2 separate regions of the Homo sapiens genome follow, and region 2 is linked to region 1. A link is an interaction called in ENCODE POLR2A ChIA-PET data of the cell type or tissue named here. Cell type or tissue: CD4-positive, alpha-beta T cell. All regions are shown on one strand. Each heading gives the region's core, and the rest is flanking DNA. Links, peaks and the distances in the headings are about the cores only.

Evidence for each region. Peaks named below come from ENCODE experiments on the same cell type or tissue, not always from the same donor. Only the 100,000 strongest peaks of a DNase experiment are listed, where the experiment ranks them.
Region 2: POLR2A ChIA-PET joins it to region 1 with 16 read pairs; 4 of 35 experiments call an interaction of 5 or more read pairs at or near these places.

The regions. Positions count from the first base shown.
Region 1 is chr1:155,596,453-155,600,845 of GRCh38, reverse strand. It overlaps a transcript of MSTO1 not described here and the pseudogene DAP3P1. Among named protein-coding and RNA genes, the nearest start is that of MSTO1, 12 kb to the left of the region's middle. RefSeq lists enhancers at 34-687, 688-1,340 and a silencer at 1,574-1,868. In CD4-positive, alpha-beta T cell, for the core only: no CTCF peak of the experiment used is centred there; a DNase peak (open chromatin) is centred at 1,715; H3K4me3 peaks cover 579 bases.
Region 2 is chr1:155,707,494-155,711,886 of GRCh38, reverse strand. It overlaps DAP3 (death associated protein 3), which reads right to left. Exons shown (of 13, transcript NM_004632.4): 2 at 2,063-2,114. The coding sequence starts at 2,107. Among named protein-coding and RNA genes, the nearest start is that of DAP3, 21 kb to the right of the region's middle. In CD4-positive, alpha-beta T cell, for the core only: no CTCF peak of the experiment used is centred there; no DNase peak of the experiment used is centred there.

The DNA.
Region 1 (4,393 bases), core at 1-4,000:
AATTAGCCGGGCGTGGTGGCAGGTGACTTTAGTCCCAGCTACTTGGGAGGCTGAGGCAGGAGAATGGCATGAACCTGGGAGGCGGAGCTTGCCAACATGGCAAAACCCTGTCTATACTAAAAATACAGAAATTAGCCAGATGTGGTGGTGCATGCCTGTAATCCCAGCTACTGGGGAGGCTAAGGCAGGAGAATCGCTTGAACCCGGGGGATGCAGGTTGCAGTGAGCCGAGATCGTGCCACTGCACTCCAGTCTGGGCGACAGAGCAAGACTCCATCTCAAAAAAAAAGAAAGAAAAAATATGGATGCACACAATATTTAACAAAAAAGGGACATATGCTGTGGGGAAAAGCAAGAGAGATCAGATTGTTACTGTGTCTGTATAGAAAGAAGTAGACATAGGAGACTCCATTTTGTTCTGTACTAAGAAAAATTCTTCTGCCTTGAGATTCTGTTAATCTATGACCTTACCCCCAACCCTGTGCTCTCTGAAACATGTGCTGAGTCAACTCAGGGTTAAATGAATTAAGGGCTGTGCAAGATGTGCTTTGTTAAACAGATGCTTGAAGGCAGCATGCTCGTTAAGAGTCATCACCACTCCCTAATCTCAAGTACCCAGAGACACAAAACACTGCGGAAGCCCGCAGGGACCTCTGCCTAGGAAAGCCAGGTATTGTCCAAGGTTTCTCCCCATGTGATAGTCTGAAATATGGCCTCGTGGGAAGGGAAAGACCTGACCGTTCCCCAGCCCGACACCCGTAAAGGGTCTGTGCTGAGAAGGATTAGTATAAGAGGAAGGCATGCCTCTTGCAGTTGAGACAAGAGGAAGGCATCTGTCTCCTCCCCGTCCCTGGGCAATGGAATGTCTCGGTATAAAACCCGATTGTACATTCCATCTACTGAGATAGGGAAAAACCGCCTTAGGGCTGGAGGTGGGACATGCGGGCAGCAATACTGCTTTGTAAAGCATTGAGATGTTTATGTGTATGCATATCTAAAAGCACAGCACTTAATCCTTTACCTTGTCTATGATGCAAAGACCTTTGTTCACGTGTTTGTCTGTTGACCCTCTCCCCACTATTGTCTTGTGACCCTGACACATCCCCCTCTCGGAGAAACACCCACGAATGATCAATAAATACTAAGGGAACTCAGAGGCTGGCGGGATCCTCCATATGCTGAACGCTGGTTCCCCTGGTCCCCTTATTTCTTTCTCCATACTTTGTCTCTGTGTCTTTTTCTTTTCCAAGTCTCTCATTCCACCTTACGAGAAACACCCACAGGTGTGGAGGGGCAACCCACCCCTTCATATGCAAAGTGTAATATCCCTTAAGTTTTGACAACCTATACTGATGACTCTAGAATGCTGATAAATAGTAAAAGGCTCTGTGGGTACTCAGAATTGTTAACCGATGGCAAAAAATAAAAAACAAAAAAAACCCCGTGGTGACCTCTAAGGCAGGAGTTTATGCTCATGGGTATTAAATATCAAAAGAAGGACTGCTTAGCATCAAAAGGCTTCAGGAAGCTTTTAGCCCAATTTCCTTTCATCACATTGACTTCACCTTGTAACCTGCTTGGCAGTAATATCACGAAGAAATCATGATGGATGAGCTCAGACTGCTCTACATCTGGAGTAAAGGCTTTTCTTTTTTTTTTTTCTTTTCTGAGACAGCGTCTTGTTTTGTCGCCCAGGCTAGAGTGCAGTGGTGCGATCACGGCTCACTGCAGCCTCCTCCTGGGCTTAAGCTCAGGCAATCCGCCTGCCTCGGCTTTCCAAAGTGCTGGGATTACAGGCATGAGCCATCGTGACTGGCAAAGGCTTTTCCTTTAGCTATCAGATCCCCGTTAGAAAATTAAAGCTACAAGACTACCACGGTAACAAGATAACTGAACCTAACAGAGAGAAGACAAGACAGGAAGTTCTTACCATCTGGAATACGTAGTATCAGCCAGTCCTGTTTTGCACAGAAATGAATAACATGGCAAAGACCGAGTGTTTTTCCGGTTCCCTTCTCTCCATCTAAAATATATGTTGTTAAAGAAAACGTGACTACAAGGTGACTAGAAAGGTCACTTGTACTGTCAACAGTACTTATGTTTTTTTTGTTGTTCTTGCTGTTTGAGACTGGGTCTCGCTCTGTTCTCCAGGCTGGAAAGCAGTGACGTGATCTTGGCTCACTGCAACCTCTACCTTCTGGGTTCAAGGGATGCTCCTGCCTCAGCCTCCCAAGTAGCTGTGATTACAGGTGTGTACCACCACGCCTGGCTAATTTTTGTATTTTTAGTAGAGACAGAGTTTCACTATGTTGACCAGGCTCATCTTGAACTCTTGGCCAAAAGTGGTTTGCCTGCCTTGGCCTCCCAAAGTGCTGGGATTACAAGTGAGCTACTGCACCTGGCCAGTGTTTATATTTTTTAAAGAAATCCTGGCCGGGTGCGGTGGCTCACACCTGTAATTCTAGCACTTTGTGAGGCCGAGGCAGGTGGATCACCTGAAGTCAGAAGTTCGAGAACAGCCTGACCAACATGGAGAAACCCTGTCTCTACTAAAAATACAAATTAGCTGGCCGTGGTGGCACATGCCTGTAATCCCAGCTACTTTGGAGGCTGAGGCGGGAGAATTGCTTGAACCAGGGAGGCAGAGGTTGTGGTGAGCTGAGATGCGTCATTGCACTCCAGCCTGTGCAACAAGGGTGAAATTCCATCTAAAAAAAAAAGAAATTCTGGCCGGGTGTAGTGGCACACGCCTGTAATCCCAGTGCTTTGGGAGGCTGAGATGGGCAGATCATCTGAGGTCAGGAGTTTGAGACCAGCCTGGGCAACATGGTGAAACCCTGTTTCTACTAAAAATACAAAAAATTAGCTGGGCGTGGTGGCGCGTGCCTGTAATCCCAGATACTGGGGAGACTGAGGCAGGAGAATCGCTCGAACCCAGGAGGCAGAGGCTGCAGTGAGCCGAGATCGCGCCACGGCACTCCAGCCTGGGCAGCAGACTGAAACTCCATCTCAAAAAAAAAAAAGACAAAAAGTAGTGGCTGGGTGCTGTGGCTCACGCCTGTAATCCCAGCACTTTGGGAGACCAAGGCGGGTGGATCACCTGGGGTCAGGAGTTCGAGACCAGCCTGACCAACATGGTGAAACCCCCTCCCTACTAAAAATACAAAAATTAGCCAGGCGTGGTGGCGCATATCTGTAATCCCAGCTACTCAGGCGGCTGAGACGGGAGAATCGCTTGAACCCGGGAGGCGGAGGTTGCAGTGAGCCGAAATCACACCACTGCACTCCAGCCTGGGCAACAGAGTGAGACTTCTTCTAAAAAAAAAAAAAGTTTGCAATTACCTGTCAAATCCTACATCAATCCAATTGTTTTGTTAGGATTTAGTTTCCCTCTTGTTGCCCAGGCTGGAGTGTAATGGCGTGATCTCAGCTCACTGCAACTCGGCCTCCCAGGTTCAAGTGATTCTCCTGCCTCAGCCTCCCGAGTAGCTGGGACTACAGGCGCCCGCCACTATGCCCTACTAATTTTTTGTGTTTTTAATAGAGACGGGGTTTTACCATGTTGACCAGGCTGGTCTCCAACTCCTGACCTCAGGTGATCCGCCTGCGTTGGCCTCCCAAAATCCTGCAATTACAGGCGTCAGCCACCATGCACAACCTTGTCTTCTCATCTGTGACCAAGACTTTGAAAAGTGGATAAGGTCTGGTATTCACTCATGTCTTTGTCTTTTGTATTTTTGAGGCAGGGTCTTGCTCAGTTGCCCAGGCTGGAGTGCGGTAGTGCAATCACCGCTCACTGAGGCCTTGGCTTCCCAGGCTCATAAGATCCTCCAACCTCAGCCTCACAAGTAGCTGGGACCACAGGTGTGCACCACCACACCTGTCTAATTTTTTGACTTTTTTTGGATAGAGATGAGGTTTTGCTATGTTGCCCAGGTTGGTCTTGAACTCCTGAGCTCAAGGGATCCTCCCACTTTGGCCTCTCAAAGTGTTGGGATTGCAGGCATGAGCCACCACAACTGGACCATTCATCTCTTAAAGCTGGAAAAGATATCTCCCATTGTTTTGAGACAGCCTGCTGTCCAGGCTGGAGTGCAGTGGCCCAATCTCAGCTGACTGTAGCCTTGACTTCCTGGGCTCAAGTGATCCTTACAGCTAAACCTCTTGAGTAGCTTGGACTACAGGCACATACCACTGTGCACTGCTAATTAAAAATTTTTTTGTGTGGAGTTGGGGACTCTCTATGTTGCCCAGGCTAGTCTTGAACTCTTGGGCTCAAGTGATCCTCCCACCTCGGGATCCCAAAGTGCTGGGATTACAGGCATAAGCTACTGTGCCCAGCCTCATTTTTTATCTTAGCCAAGAATGCTGGTTGCTGTCCCCAAACCCAGTA
Region 2 (4,393 bases), core at 394-4,393, 110 kb before region 1:
TCCAAGTTCTTCAGCTTTTGGACCCTTGGACTTACAACAGTGATTTGCCAGGGGCTCTCAGGCCTTTAGCCACAGACTGAAGACTGCACTGTCAGCTTCCCTACTTTTGAAGTTTTGGGACTTGGACTGGCTTACTTGCTCCTCAGCTTGCTCACGGCCTACTGTGGGACTTCGCCAGATGGTGTGACTCAATACTCCTTAACAAACTCTCCTTCATATATACTTCTATCCTATTAGTGCTGTCCCTGTAGAGAACCCTGACTAATACAGTCACCCTGAACCAAACTAGTAAAAAAAAAAAAACAAAACTTTCTCTCACCAACAGCACTCTACAGTCTAGCCTCAGGTCTTTGTTGTCTGTTATTAAGAAAGAGGAAATTTTTTTTTTTCTTTTGAGATGGAGTCTCGCTCTATTGCCCAGGCTAGAGTGCAGTGGCGTGATCTTGGCTCACTGCAACCTCTACCTCTTGGGTTCAAGCGATTCTCTTACCTCAGCCTCCCAAGTAGCTGGGATTACAGGCGTGTGCCACCACACGCAGCTAATTTTTGTATTTTTAGTAGAGACGGGGTTTCACTATGTTGGCCAGGCTGGTCTCAAACTGCTGACCTCAGGTGATCTGCCTGCCTCGGCCTCCCAAAGTGCTGGGATTACAGGCATGAGCTACTGTGCCCGGCCGAGAGAGGAAATTTATTTTAGCCTTGTAATATGATCAGTTGAGTCCAGAATCCATCCCTCTGCTGATCCTTGCTTTCGTTTCATTTTATAATAATGGGTTATTTTATGTATTAATATATAGGCCTGAGGGAAGGGGGCACATGCAGGGGGAGCCATATAGGAGGAAGGGCTCCTTTTCTAGGAAATCTAATCTGTAATTAAATAATCAGCTGAAAATGACCAAGTCTTTCTGGCTCAGTTCTGAGCCTTTCAGGATCTCCTGCTGACTCGACTAATCCCGCTCAGGTGCTCCTCTTTGGTGCTGTAAGAGCACCATACTGAAATAGTCATTTTTTCATGATTCTACTGGACTGTAAGCTTCTGGAGAACATGGACCATAAAATGCAATAGAGCACAGTGGTTAGGCCACAGGCTTTGAAGTCAGACAGACCTGGCATCTCGTGTGGGCTTTGCAACCTCACAGGCTATTTCCTCAGGTAAGTTACCTAGCCAGTCTCATCTTTAGTTTCTCCATCTGTGAAACAAGGATATTATCTCGTTCATGGGTTGATCATGAGGATTAAAAAAATAAATCACTTAGTGTAGTACCTGGCACATAATAATACCCAACAAATAATAACTATTATTAGTGAAATGAGGCATCTTAGAATTCTGAGTACCTGCCATATAGAAGGTACTGAAGGCCGGGCACAGTGGCTCACGCCTGTAATCCCAGCACTTTGGGAGGCCTAGGTGGGCAGATCACGAAGTCAGGAGTTCGAGACCAGCCTAGCTAATATGATGAAACACCGTTTCTACTAAAAATACAAAAATTAGCCGGGCATGGTGGCAAGCGCCTGTAGTCCCAGCTATTCGGGAGGCTGAGGCAGAAGAATAGCTTGAACCCAGGAGGCAGAGGTTGCAGTGAGCCGAGATTGCGCCACTGCACACTCCAGCCTGGGCAACAGAGCGAGACTCTGTCTCAAAAAAAAAAAAAAAAAAGTACTGAAAAACTATTTGGTAAATATGTGAAAAAATGAAGTAAACCAGCAGAATGGTCTTTTTCATGTACAATTTTATTTTTTATTCTATTTTAGATGCTAAAGCTGTAAATTGGCAACTTGTTTTTCTTTTAAATACTTCATTAAGGGATGATAACCATTCTCTAGTTGGCTAGAGAAATAAAGTTAATAAAGATAATTACAGTCAAACTTACTTATGTTTTCTGGAAAAATATTAATTCTCCTATTCCATGGTAAATTCTCAAGCACAATTATTCTACTGAAACCTGTTACATATGAAGTTTTCCAGAGCATTTCACTCTAGATACAATGAATCCATCTGAAAACAAGAATCTGGGAACCTAAAGGCAGTATGCACAGAGTGTTCAGGTCAGTCAGGACTCACCTTATGGATCCTAGAGATAAGCCTTGTTATTCCTTTCAGCATCATCCTTGCACTGTTACAAAAAAAAAAAAAGTGAAAAGGTAAACCACAAATGGGAAAAGATGTGTGCAACATGGAAAACTGACAATAGATTAATAGGGATTAATAATCTATATTAATATCTAGAATATATAAAGAATGCCTACAGCTTCATTAAAAAAATGAGCAAAAGGCATGAACAGGCATTTCACAGAAAACGAAACACAAAAGGCTAGTGAACCCATGAAAAGATTTTTGAACCTCATTACAAATCAGGGAAATGCTAATTAAAATGATGAAAACCAGATACCATTCACAATCATCATACTGGGAAAATAAAAAAGTCAGGCGGGACACAGTGGCTCACATGTACAATCCCCACACTTTGGGAGGAACACTTCTCGGGGCTGAGGTGGGTGGATTGCTTGAGCCCAGGAGTTCAAGACTGGCCTCAGCAACAAAGTGAGACCCTGTCTTTACAAAAAATATAAAAATTAGCAGGGCATGGTAGTGCATGCCTGTAGTCCCAGCTCCTCGGAAGGCCGAGGCAGGAGGATCACTTGAGCTTGGGAGGAGGTGGAGGTCACAGTGAGCTGAGATGCACTACATTCCAGCATGGATGACAGAGTGAGACCACCTCAAAAAAAAAAAAGAAAATAGGCCAGGTGTAATGGCTCATACCTGTAATCCCAGCACTTTGGGAGGTCAAGGTGGGCAGATCACTTGAGGTCAGGAATTCGAGACCAGCCTGGCCAACATGGTAAAACTTCATCTCTACCAAAAAATATTTTAAAAAATTAGTCGGAGGCCACGCGCAGTGGCTCACGCCTGTAATCCCAGCACTTTGGGAGGCCGAGGCGGGCAGATCACGAGGTCAGATCGAGACGGTCCTGGCTAACACGGTGAAAACCCGTCTCTACTAAAAATGCAAAAAAATAGCTAGGTGTGGTGGTGGGCGCCTGTAGTCCCAGCTACTTGGGAGGCTGAGGCAGGAGAATGGCATGAAACTGGGAGGCGGAGCTTACAGTGAGCTGAGATCATGCCACTGCACTCCAGCCTGGGCGACAGAGCAAGACTGTGTCTCAAAAAAAAAAAAAAAAAAAAATTAGTCAGGAGTGGTGATATGCACCTGTAGTCCCAGCTACTCTGGAGGCTAAGGCAGGAGGATTGCTTGCATCCAGAGGTTGCAGTGAGCTGATATCACACCACTGTACGCTAGCCCAGGTGACAGAGTGAGACTCTGTCTCAAAAAAAAAAAAAAAAAAACAAAAACAGAAAAAGAAAATTAAAAAGTCAGACAATAGCAAATGTTAAATAGGCTGCGAAACATTACATTGTATTCAACTTTCATACATGTCAATGAAAGTATAAATACACTATCTTTGCAAAGTTGAAAATGCACAAAACAAAGTTGAAAATACACTATCTTTGCAAAGTTGAAAATGTACAAACAAAAAGTTGAAAGTGTGGTGGCTCAAGCCTGTAATCCCAGTACTTTGGGAGGCCAAGGCAGGTGGATCACCTGAGGTCAGGAGTTCAAGAGCAGCCTGGCCAACATGGTGAAACCCAATCTCTACTAAAAATACAAAAAATTAGCTGGGCGTGGTGGTACACACCGGTAATCCCAGCTACTCGGGAGGCAGAGGCAGGAGGATTCCTTGAACCTGGGAGGCAGAGGTTGCAGTGAGCCGAGATCGTGCCATTGCATTCCAGACTGGGCAACAAGAGTGAAACTCTGTCTCAAAACAAAAACCAAAACCAAAACTTCTACATGTACACTGGGAAATATATATAAGGAGGTTCATACTAGCAGAGTATGAATTATAAAAAAACTGTAGAAAAAACTAATGTCCCTTAGTAGAACAGTAGATAGAGACAGTCATAAAATGGAATATTAGAAAGCAATTAAATGAAAAAATTACCATTGCATGCATCAACATGGATCTCAAAAATGAATACTGAGTGAACGCTATTACATCTGGCATGACATAACATATAAAATTCAAAACCAAAAAGCTTCATTAATTATTTGGGGGATATAAATAGGAAAACTGAAACAAAAAAGCAAGAGAATGATAAAAACAACATTTAGAATAATGGTTACTCCTGGGGAGAAGAAAAGGGAAGAAGATTGGGGCAGGGCACACAAGGAAACTGATAATAAACTAACACTGGATAATGGATACATGAGAATTTATTATTTTCATATCATGTGTATTATATTCATTTTTTTGTATACAGGAAATATCTAATTTAAAAGCCCGAATCTTTTGGAGCTAAGAGGTTTAAAATACTTAAATGTAACTCTCAATA